Linked DNA regions of Mus musculus: region 2 is linked to region 1. The links are chromatin contacts, found by Hi-C or POLR2A ChIA-PET in ENCODE. All regions are on one chromosome and are shown on one strand. The core of a region is the stretch at or near the end of the contact, and the rest is flanking DNA. Distances in the headings are between cores, read along the strand shown.

Region 1 (4,891 bases), core at 777-3,276:
AAGACATGGTTTCTCTGTGTAGTCCTGGCTATCCTGGAACTCACTCTGTACACCCACCAGGCTGGCCTCAAACTCAGAAATTCGCCTGCCTCTGCCTCCCAAGTGCTGGGATTAAAGGTATGAGCCACCACCGCCCAGTTCTGGTGTAATTTCTTAGGAGCCACCCACCCTGGTTCTGTCGGATTTGTTTAAGACAGAGTGTCTCATTGGGATTGGGTGTAGGGACCTTGACTTGGCCAGGCTGACTGAACAGTGAAGCCCAGTGTTTTCTGCCTGTCTGGACTTCCCCAGTGCTGGGATTACAGGTGTGTACCACCATGCCTAGCTTTTTATGTCGGTTCTAGGGGTGGACCTCGGGTCTTCTTGACGCAAGCTCTTTACCAACTGAGCCACACACCTCCACTTCCTATGTAAAAAGTCCATTCTGCTCAGAGCTCTGCAATCCAGGAAGGCTAATTCTGCTCACCCTCTGACATGTGTGTGTGTGTGTGTGTGTGTGTGTGTGTGTGTGTATGTGTGTGTGTATATGTGTGTGTGTATGTGTGAAGGGGGTCTTCCTGCTGGATTATGACACAAGAGTGTCACGTGGTCAGGTAGAGTGAGCAAACTAGCTGGTCTCTCTAATTTTAAGACCCCATAACCCTTCCTTAATCCCAATCACCCTCCAAAGGCTCCCTCTCCAAATACTATTAACATATTACTCTGGAGATTATTCTCCAACACATACGCCATAAAACCACGTGTGGAGAGAACAGGAGACAGTAGGGACGTTGGATGGGGCGGAGGCATTATAGGTAAGGGTGAACACGGGGAGTCAGAAATTCAGTGTGGGAATGAAGCAAAAACAATTTAAACAGGCCCAAGTAGAAGACTAACTCCATGTGTGTTAAATGCCCCAGTAGTTAGACATGTGAATTCACCTTTAAACACTCCTACTGTTACTTTCAACAAACTCCCTTTCTTTGGTTCACTTAATTCCATTGTCAAGCCAGTGTGAAACTGAGGAATCAGGGTTGCAACTATAACCCTTAGGCCTTACCAGCTTAAGGACAGGGCTCTCTGCCTGCCTGCCTCTCTGCCTGCTCACCTGTCTGATAAAAATAGGCAGCATAATGTCCAGCTCCTGTCTGCTCATATCAGCAATGATTCTCCCAGACCTCCACTAGTTTCAAGGCTCTGCAGTGAGGCATCAGGGGGTTAGTAGAGGGGTGCCCTATTGCTGCACTGTAGGTTGGAGGTGGGCACGACATACTGCATGCATTGACCTCTGCTCTCCAAGACTTGTGATGAGTGTACATGAATAACCGCACCTAAAGGCCCAAGGGGAAAAAACGGATACTCAGGATTTGGGTCAGGTCTCACGTAGGCCTGAGGACACCCCAAGTGGGTGTCCTTTGTATGGCCACTGGGGAGGATGCGCAGGCTTCATTAGGTACATGTCGAGTGGCTGACTACACGGCTGTAGTTCTTTTGTAGCAGAAGGCAGATTAGAGTAGGAAGAGCATTTGATCTGGCGCCATGCAGGAAAAAGCGGATGTCGTCCCTAAACCCAAGCAGCTTTCAAGCCTCTTCCTGGGCAGAGATGCGGTCCTAAGAGCCAACGACAGCTTAAAAGAAATTAGAGACAGGGTGAGGCCGTCCCTGTGGGTCCCGCCTACCAGATCCGTCCACGGCGTGGGGCCAGCGCGCGACCTCTGCGAGCAGCCCCTGCGGCAGAAGAGGACCTTACTGCGGTCGACTGCCGCCGCGCCGCCGCCGGGACCTTTCCCCTACTTTCCAGGCCTCACGCCCCGCCTCTAGCCCGGACCAAAACACGTGCCGCCGCCCGCCCCGCCGGATCACGCCGCAGCCAGGCTCCGATCACGCGCCCCCCCGCGGCGCCCATTGGCCCGCTTCTTGCCGGCCTGGCGCTGATTGGCTGGCGGCAGAGGCCATGCCCCCAGCAGGGAGCGGTGTATTTTGGTTTGCCCGCGCGCCCCGCCCAGGGCCGCTCCCTCCGTGGCGCCCCGCCCCTCCCGCGCCTCCCGGGCCGCGCGGAGGCAGAGCCGCGCGGCAAGGAAGGCGGAGGTGCGCGCCGGGAACAGACGCTCGGGACACCGCCGCCCGCCGCACACGTGCAGCCTCCGCCGCACGCAGGGCTCCTGCCTCGCAGCATTGCTGCCTGCAGGCCATACGGCACCATGCACTCGCCGGGCTCCACCGGCCCCGGCGACGGGCGCGCGGTAAGTGACGGGGCTGAGCGCGGGACGAGACGGGGGACGCGGGAGGGATGGCGACTTCTCGCTGCGGTGGGGGCTGCGGATTTGCTCTGGTCCGGACAGGGACCCGGAGGCTCGGCCGGGTCAGGGTGGGGAGGGGGGTGTGTTAGCGCGGCAGCCTGCCTTCAGCTTTGTCTCTGGTCCGCTGCGGCCCCGCCCGGCGCGGCTATTTCCAGCCATGACGTCACCCGAATCCAGAGGAGGACCGCTGTTGGATGTGGGCGCGGCTGGCGGGAACTTGGGGGCGGAGTCAAAGCTGGGGCGCAGCATGGGGGCGTGGCCAAAGCTAGGGCGTGGGCAAGCGTGCTTGGAGGAGATATTGGGGGAACTAGATGGGACCAAGGCGAAGGACATGGTGAAAGCACCTGGTAGTAGTGTAAGAGGGCGGAACCGAAGCTAGAGAGCTTGGTGAGAACCTCTGGTAGGACTGTGGGGCGGGGCCGATGTAAGAGTGCATAGTGAGAGTTTATCTAGGGGCGGGGCAAAGGCTAAGCCGAAGGGAGGGAGTGTGGTGAGAGCATCTGGTAGGAGTGCAGTGGGAGGGGCTGTGGGTGGAGCCAAAGTAAAGGTATCTCAGGAGGGTGTGGCCAGAGTGCCTGGATGGGGTTACGACGGAATGAGGAGCAAGGCAATAGTGTGTCTTGATAGGCGAGTGTGCAAGAGTGTGGTTCGAAGAGGTGTGTCAGCCAAGCTTAATGGGCTGGTAAGGGTAGAGCTGGGCGAAGGGTGGAGTCTAAGTGAGAAGGGGTGTGGTAAAATGGGACTTTGCAGGCTTGGGCCCAGGGACTGAGTGAAGTCATGGCAGGGACCTCTGTCAGAAGGTGTAGGGTGTGGAGCAACAGAACCTGATAGAAATGTAGGGGGCCAGAGAAGTGGTGCGGAGCAGGTTCCTGGTGAGAACACAGTATTACATGGACTCAAGGGAACCTACGTTCGCATTCTTTCCTAGTATGGGGCTGGACATTGATTCCACTTGAAGGCTCATAATCAAAATACCCTTCCAGGAGGTTGTCTGGCCCCTATGGTCATATCTTTGCCTGTTCAGTGAAGGGGAATCTGGACAGACAGGAAGTTTTGAAGCTCAGAAAATATGTATGGAAATATGTGTCTGTAGGCTTAAGTTTCTCTTTTGGACAGGCTAGGTTCCAGTCCCTTCCTCCCCACTCCTGCATGTAAAGGTGACATGGTATACAGGAGGAGACACCTTTCCTGGACTATGGTTGAGCTTTCTCATGCTGTTCCTCTCACCTGACCTCCTCCCTAGTTCTCATAACAAGTGATTTAATGTTTCTGAGTCTGCTGAGGAAGCAGGCAGTCACGGAGGACTGTGCTAGCATGGAACCTAGGTCCAGCCACTGGGAAATTAAGCTTGGGGTAGTGTTTCCTTTCTTAGGGACACCACTCTGGTCCTGCGCTAGATGATCTCACCCACCAGCTAACTGGCTGCTTGGTTTCATCTGCTGCTTTGCCTGTTTCCCTTTCCTACAACACCTTCCTGCTAGCCATTCTGGTGTTTACCTCTAGAGTTAATCTTCATCATTTAGCCAAGAGAAGAAGTTAGTAACCTGTTTTGTTTATTTTATAGCTGTGGGGATTGAATTCAGGTGCACACGTGAGGTAGTCAGGCATTAAACTATTGAGCAATAGCCCCGCCTTGGAACCTTTTTAAGAATCGGGGGCGGGTTTTTGTTTGTTTGTTTTATTTTGTTTTTGTTGGTTTTTTTGTTTTTGTTTTTGTTTTGTTTTTTGTGGAAACTGTTTCTCAACCAAGCCCAGTCTTCAGAGCTTGAAAACAAAGTTGTGTTGAGAGTCCCGTTTGGGTCTTTTTATTCCAAGACAGAGACCATTGCTTTGTTAAGGGTGCTGCACATGTCTATGGTAGACCCACATACCTGTCAGGGTTATCGTCCCTTTATTCTCCTGAACTAAGGAGCCACTGTGTTGTGCTGCCTTTAGGCTGACATCATGGACATTTGTGAGTCGATCCTGGAGAGGAAGCGGCATGACAGCGAAAGGTCCACATGCAGCGTCCTGGAGCAGACGGACATCGAAGCTGTGGAAGCTCTTGTCTGCATGAGCTCTTGGGGTCAGAGGTCCCAGATGAGACCCCTCACGCCTGTCTCTGACTCTGGTGACGTCACCACTGCTGTGCTTATGGACACAGCTGCACCTGATCTACCAAAGGACTTCCATTCTTTTTCAACTCTGGTAAGAGGAGGTGGGGGAGAGAAGCATTTTTGTGAACTGCCTAGAATAGCATAGGTAAAATGCGCTGGAGAACTTGGACGGAGATTAACAAATGATGCTGGCCAAGAGGTTGCCTGTACTCCTTTTATGTGGATGCCAAAGTGTGAAAATTCCTCTCTTAAATGTGCTTTCTGTTCAGTGGTAGGTCATAACTTGCTGACAGGTGCTCAGGGACAAAGCCTGTAGGTGGTTGCAGAAAGGTGTATTGTGCTTGTTTTCTAGGAGTCTTAAGGTGTGGTCTTGAGTGGTCCCAGACTAGGATGAGGATTTGTGGGAAACGAGAACACATGTGCTCTGACATCAGACAGTCTTTAGCTTAGTGGAGACACGCCACCTCTGCCTTCCTGTGACAGCCAACTAGTGTAACTTGAAGTTGGTAAACCAGT
Region 2 (4,891 bases), core at 748-3,247, 57 kb after region 1:
TTTCCTTGCTTTCTTTTTTATATTTTTTGGGATATATGTAGTCCTGGCTGTCCTGGAACTCATTTATATAGACCAGGGTGGCCTCAAACTCAAAAGATCTGCCAGCTTCTGCCTCACAGATGCTAAGATTAAAGACCAGGGCCATCATGCCCTGCTCGGTTTTTCCGTATGTTGGGAACATTACTAATAAAAAGGTGCGAGTGTCTGACAAGATGTCTCAGCAGCCAACCCTAACCTCATAAATTCCACCCCTGTGACCCCACAGAATACAAGAGAACCAACTTCCATAAGTGGGCCTCTGACCTTCGCACTACACCCTCGTCTCACACAAAATTAATTTAAAAAGAAGAAAGAAAAGGAGTTAGCAAGGGTCTAAAGTTGTGGGACCTTGGGTAGTTTCCAGGTCCCTCAGGCCTTTACTTCAGTTACCTATAAAACAGGCCTAAAAATACCCGTTTTCCCTTTCCATCTGGATTAAACATGTATATGATGATCAAGCTGTACAGGGACTGTGAGTGCTGACAGCTGAGAGGATTTGGCGGGGAAACGCTGGATGCCTGCGGGGACTCGGTTTCCACATCTAAGGTCACCTGAAAGCGGACTTGCCCTTGAGTGACCGCAGCGCGCGCGGGCCGGTGGGGCTGGGAATCTTGAAGTTGAACCAACCAATCACAGAGCAGAGGTTAAAAACCGCGCCAGAAGCAAAAGCGCTCAGCTCCTGACAGGTCCCGGTACAGGGGAACCTAGGCGGGGCTGCCCACTAAGCTCAGCCTGCTTGGCGGGAGGAAGAGGCGTTTGGAGGAGGTTGTGAGCAGGGAGAAGAGAATGGCGGCGACCTTCTCCTTCCCTCAGTGGTCGAGTGTTATTTTAGTAGCCAGACCTCATTTGTACTGAGTACACCAGGAGCTAGAGGAGCCAAAGGCAAACCCCTCGGATAACGGAGGAATGGAATGTGAATTAGAAATTATATGTTAAAAAAAAGAACTGACAATTTTGCTAGAGGTGATTTAAAATATTTATCGATATGGCCCAGTTAGCTTAGCATGGAAGAAGTCCTGGGTTTTGTCCCCAGCATCAATAAATTGTGCAGCGGTGGATGCCGCCTGCTTTAACTTTGAGCTGCCACATGGTGTTCAGAGATTTTTTACAGCATCTACAGTGAGAGAACTTAGGACACAAGCAGAGGGGAGCCTCCCCTCGTCCTCTTTTAAAATATTTGACCTGGGAGAGTCAGTGGAGCCTTCCCAGGTTCCACGTTTTTCCCCGGGATCTCAGTGTCCCATCTCAGCGCTTTATCTCTGGTATCTTGGACCCCGTAGGGCAAATCAGAAAGATGGAAACTTGAGTTCTTGTCTCCACCCTCACCACAGGAATTTGCAGATTCGTCTTTAGACTACTGGACGCCCAGAGTCGTAAAATGAATGTATGACTCGTCACCATCCTGTGAGCTTCCTGGAATTTGTAATCGTCTGGCAGCTTTTAAACTAATTGGGACAGAGGGGACAGGGGTCTGACAGGAGGGGCAGGGTAGAAAAGGAACCCAAGGCTGCATCCGTACCCCTTCATGAGTTTGAAGACAGCTTTTTAGGGAACCCTAGTTTGAGGACCCCCTTAATCCCACAAGGCCGGTGCGATTGCTCGGGACCCCGAATCTCTTTAAGAAACCAGGGTCCCCCGCACCCCTCTACTTGGGACATGAAGACAGTCAAGGCGACGTGTCCCAGAGGCCAGCAGCGTCACTCCACCCTTGGCACCAACCTCAGCGGCAACGCCCGCCCGGCGACCCCCTGCGCGCTCAATCCCCAAGGCTCTCGCAATCCTAACCGGTTCCGGCCCCGCGAGCGCCCGCGCACCCGGCCGGCGCAGGCTCCTTAAAGGTCTTTGTGCGGAAGGCCTGCGGCGCAACTCAAATCTCCCGCGCTGGGCGGCGAGCGGGGTCAGCGGCGTCCAATGGGAGGCGAGGCCACGCCCCCTCGGAGCGCGCGGTTGGGTGGCTCTTTAAAGGGCGCGGGCGCTGGCAGTCGGCGGTGCACCGGATTCCAGCTGTTTTCGCCTGCTCCTCGCCGTCTCCGCCGCTGCCCTCGTTCGCCATGCTCTCCGTCCGCACCCCGCTCGCCACCATCGCTGACCAGCAGCAGCTGCAGTTGTCGCCGCTGAAGCGACTCACCCTGGCTGACAAGGAGAACACGGTGAGGGCGGCCCAGGTGCCGGCTGGGTTGGATGTGCACTGGCAGGTCGTGGGTTCCCGGACCCGGGAGGGTGGAGGGTGCCTACCGCCATTCACCACGCGTGTCCCCCTACAGCCCCCGACTCTCAGCAGCACCCGCGTCCTGGCCAGCAAAGCTGCGAGGAGAATCTTCCAGGACTCCGCCGAGCTGGTGAGTGGCCCGTGTGGGGCTGAGGTGGGTCGCTTAGGCTCCCAGTAGAGGGCGCCCGCTCGTTGGCGCTAAATCTGCATTGTCCCAGCTGAATTATTTGACTCTTCTTTCCCGCCAAAGTGTCTCCTCAGAATGTCCTACTCGGGTCGGCCTATGGTAATAGTAGAGTGCAGCGTGACAGCTAAGCACACGAGATTACCAATCGTTGAAAGTACTCGATCTGATGAGACACTGGCTAGCAGTTTCCTGCGGTTCGGTTGGCATTTGGGGGTTGGTTCACTTGGCACTCTCTCTCATCCAACAGGAAAGTAAAGCGCCTACTAACCCCAGCGTTGAGGATGAGCCGTTACTGAGAGAAAACCCCCGCCGCTTCGTTGTCTTTCCCATCGAGTACCATGATATCTGGCAGATGTACAAGAAAGCCGAGGCCTCCTTTTGGACTGCCGAGGAGGTAATCGTTCAGGACTTGCTGTGTGTCAGAAGGCTCCCGCATGGCCGTCACAACTTTTTGCCCTTGGGAATGGTAGCTCACTGAGATATTGGGTGTTCCCTGAAACAAAGGGAATAATGGATGTGAAGAATTCGGTAATGAGATGGTTTGGGGGACTTCAGTTTTAAAGTGTGTGTGTATGAGAGAGAGAAAGAGAGAGAGACCTACAGACCTGCTAATCGTGAACTTCTAAACTTCAGGTGGACCTTTCCAAGGATATTCAGCACTGGGAAGCTCTGAAACCCGATGAGAGACATTTTATATCTCACGTTCTGGCTTTCTTTGCAGCGAGTGATGGCATAGTCAATGAGAACTTGGTGAGTTGGCATGAAATACCCATAATTCACTTAGATCCAGAACTGGTTCCTGGCTCTCTATCTTTTGCCCTGAAGCGGGGCTGGAGGGATAGATGACTGACTCCAGTCTCCGCTCTGGTTAACACACTTCCTGCTTGGGCGGAAGACCCAGGTTCTGTTATGAGTTACCCCTGTTGGACTGCTTCCCATCTGCTGGTGAGCTCCTCTCACCAAGGCAACTCTGACCTTGGGCACTTGCCTATACATGCACGGACCCATTCCCAGGCAAGCACAAGCAAAACAAACTTTTTAAGAGCTATGAATGTTATGTTAACGTTCATCATGTTAGTCTTTCCCTCTGCTAAGGAGCAGTAGTGAGTTTTTCTCTTTGTACCTACATGCTTAACTTTTTGTGGATTTCTATAAGACTTTGGTTGTATACTTCTTAACTCTAAGTGGGTCCTTGGAATGAACTGAAACAGAATTAGGGAATAACAGTGTTAAAAGAAACCCTGTGGGGCCTGGTGTGTGCCACAGAGGTTAGGAGCACATGATAGTTTTGTTAAAATAAATGGCAAACTAGGAGTTATGTGTTTCCTAATTGGTAAATTGAGCGTATGACGTGAAATAATGAGCTTGCTTGCAAATCATGAAGAACTAATAAAAATATAGGATTAAACTGTATTAAATATATACCTGGGTTTTTTGTTTTGTTTTACTTACATTTTTGAAGCAAGGTCTCACAGTAATCCTGGCTGGCCTAGAATAGAATTCAGTAAGTACACCAAAATGGCCTCTTACTCAGATTCCCCCTTCACTGTTGCTGCAGGCCTAGGAACAATCCCAGCAGGCCGGGCCACTCTACTGGTAGTGTGGAGAAAGTGAAGCAACCAGTAGTTCTTCAAATTTAACTTTGGCTCATTTTACTACCACTAGGTGGAGCGATTTAGCCAAGAAGTTCAAGTTACAGAGGCCCGCTGTTTCTATGGCTTCCAAATTGCCATGGAAAACATACACTCTGAAATGTACAGTCTCCTTATTGACACTTACATTAAAGATCCCAAGGAAAGGTGAGTATCCACACACTCTGCCAAGGTGCCTGGGACTCACTCACTGCTTTATTTCCAGTATTTTTGCTCATAAAGGGGAAATGAGCAGAATGACAAGCGGACTGTCAGTAGATGTTTCTATGACCCTTAGTCAAGACTGCCTCCAGCTTTTGTGTGTGGTAGCTTGTGTCTATTTCCAGCTCCCAGAGATCAGTGCAGCAGCATTGTCAAGAAGTCAAAGGCTAGTCAGACTGCATACTGTGTCAAAAACAAAACCAACCCCAGGGGCTGGAGAGATGACCACTGAGGTTTAGAAGGCACTGTGGCTCCTGCAAAGTATGGTTTACTGCTTACCAGTTTTAGTTCTTAGCTCCCACGGGACACCTCACAAGGCTGTAAGTCCAGTCACAGGGAAGTGGTGCCCTCTTCTGGCCTCCATGGGCATCACACATAAGGTGTCTGACACGTTAAGGCAAAACATACATTAAAAGTTAAGTTTAAAGCCGGGCGGTGGTGGCGCACACCTTTAACCCCAGCACTTGGGAGGCAGAGGCAGGCAGATTTCTGAGTTTGAGGCCAGCCTGGTCTACAGAGTGAGTTCCAGGACAGCCAGGGCTACACAGAGAGACCCTGTCTCAAAACCAAAACCAAAAAAAACCAAAAACAATTAAATTTAAA

The links. A loop is a pair of places that touch in the nucleus more often than their neighbours do. ChIA-PET counts read pairs that join two places held with the same protein, here RNA polymerase II (POLR2A).
Region 2: a map of adrenal gland shows a loop between it and region 1 (2.8-fold over the local background). The contact joins the promoter of Rrm2 here to the promoter of Klf11 in region 1. A Hi-C loop is called at or near these places in 5 of 37 maps with a recorded cell type or tissue (T-helper 17 cell, T-helper 2 cell, adrenal gland and 2 more). POLR2A ChIA-PET finds 5 or more read pairs at or near these places in 4 of 5 experiments (Patski and embryonic stem cell).

What each region holds. Positions count from the first base shown.
Region 1 is chr12:24,649,345-24,654,235 of GRCm38, forward strand. Klf11 (Kruppel-like factor 11) reads left to right here and starts at 2,027. Exons shown (of 4, transcript NM_178357.3): 1 at 2,027-2,222; 2 at 4,215-4,466. The coding sequence starts at 2,181.
Region 2 is chr12:24,706,257-24,711,147 of GRCm38, forward strand. Rrm2 (ribonucleotide reductase M2) reads left to right here and starts at 1,998. Exons shown (of 10, transcript NM_009104.2): 1 at 1,998-2,189; 2 at 2,304-2,378; 3 at 2,683-2,829; 4 at 3,069-3,185; 5 at 4,101-4,234. The coding sequence starts at 2,091.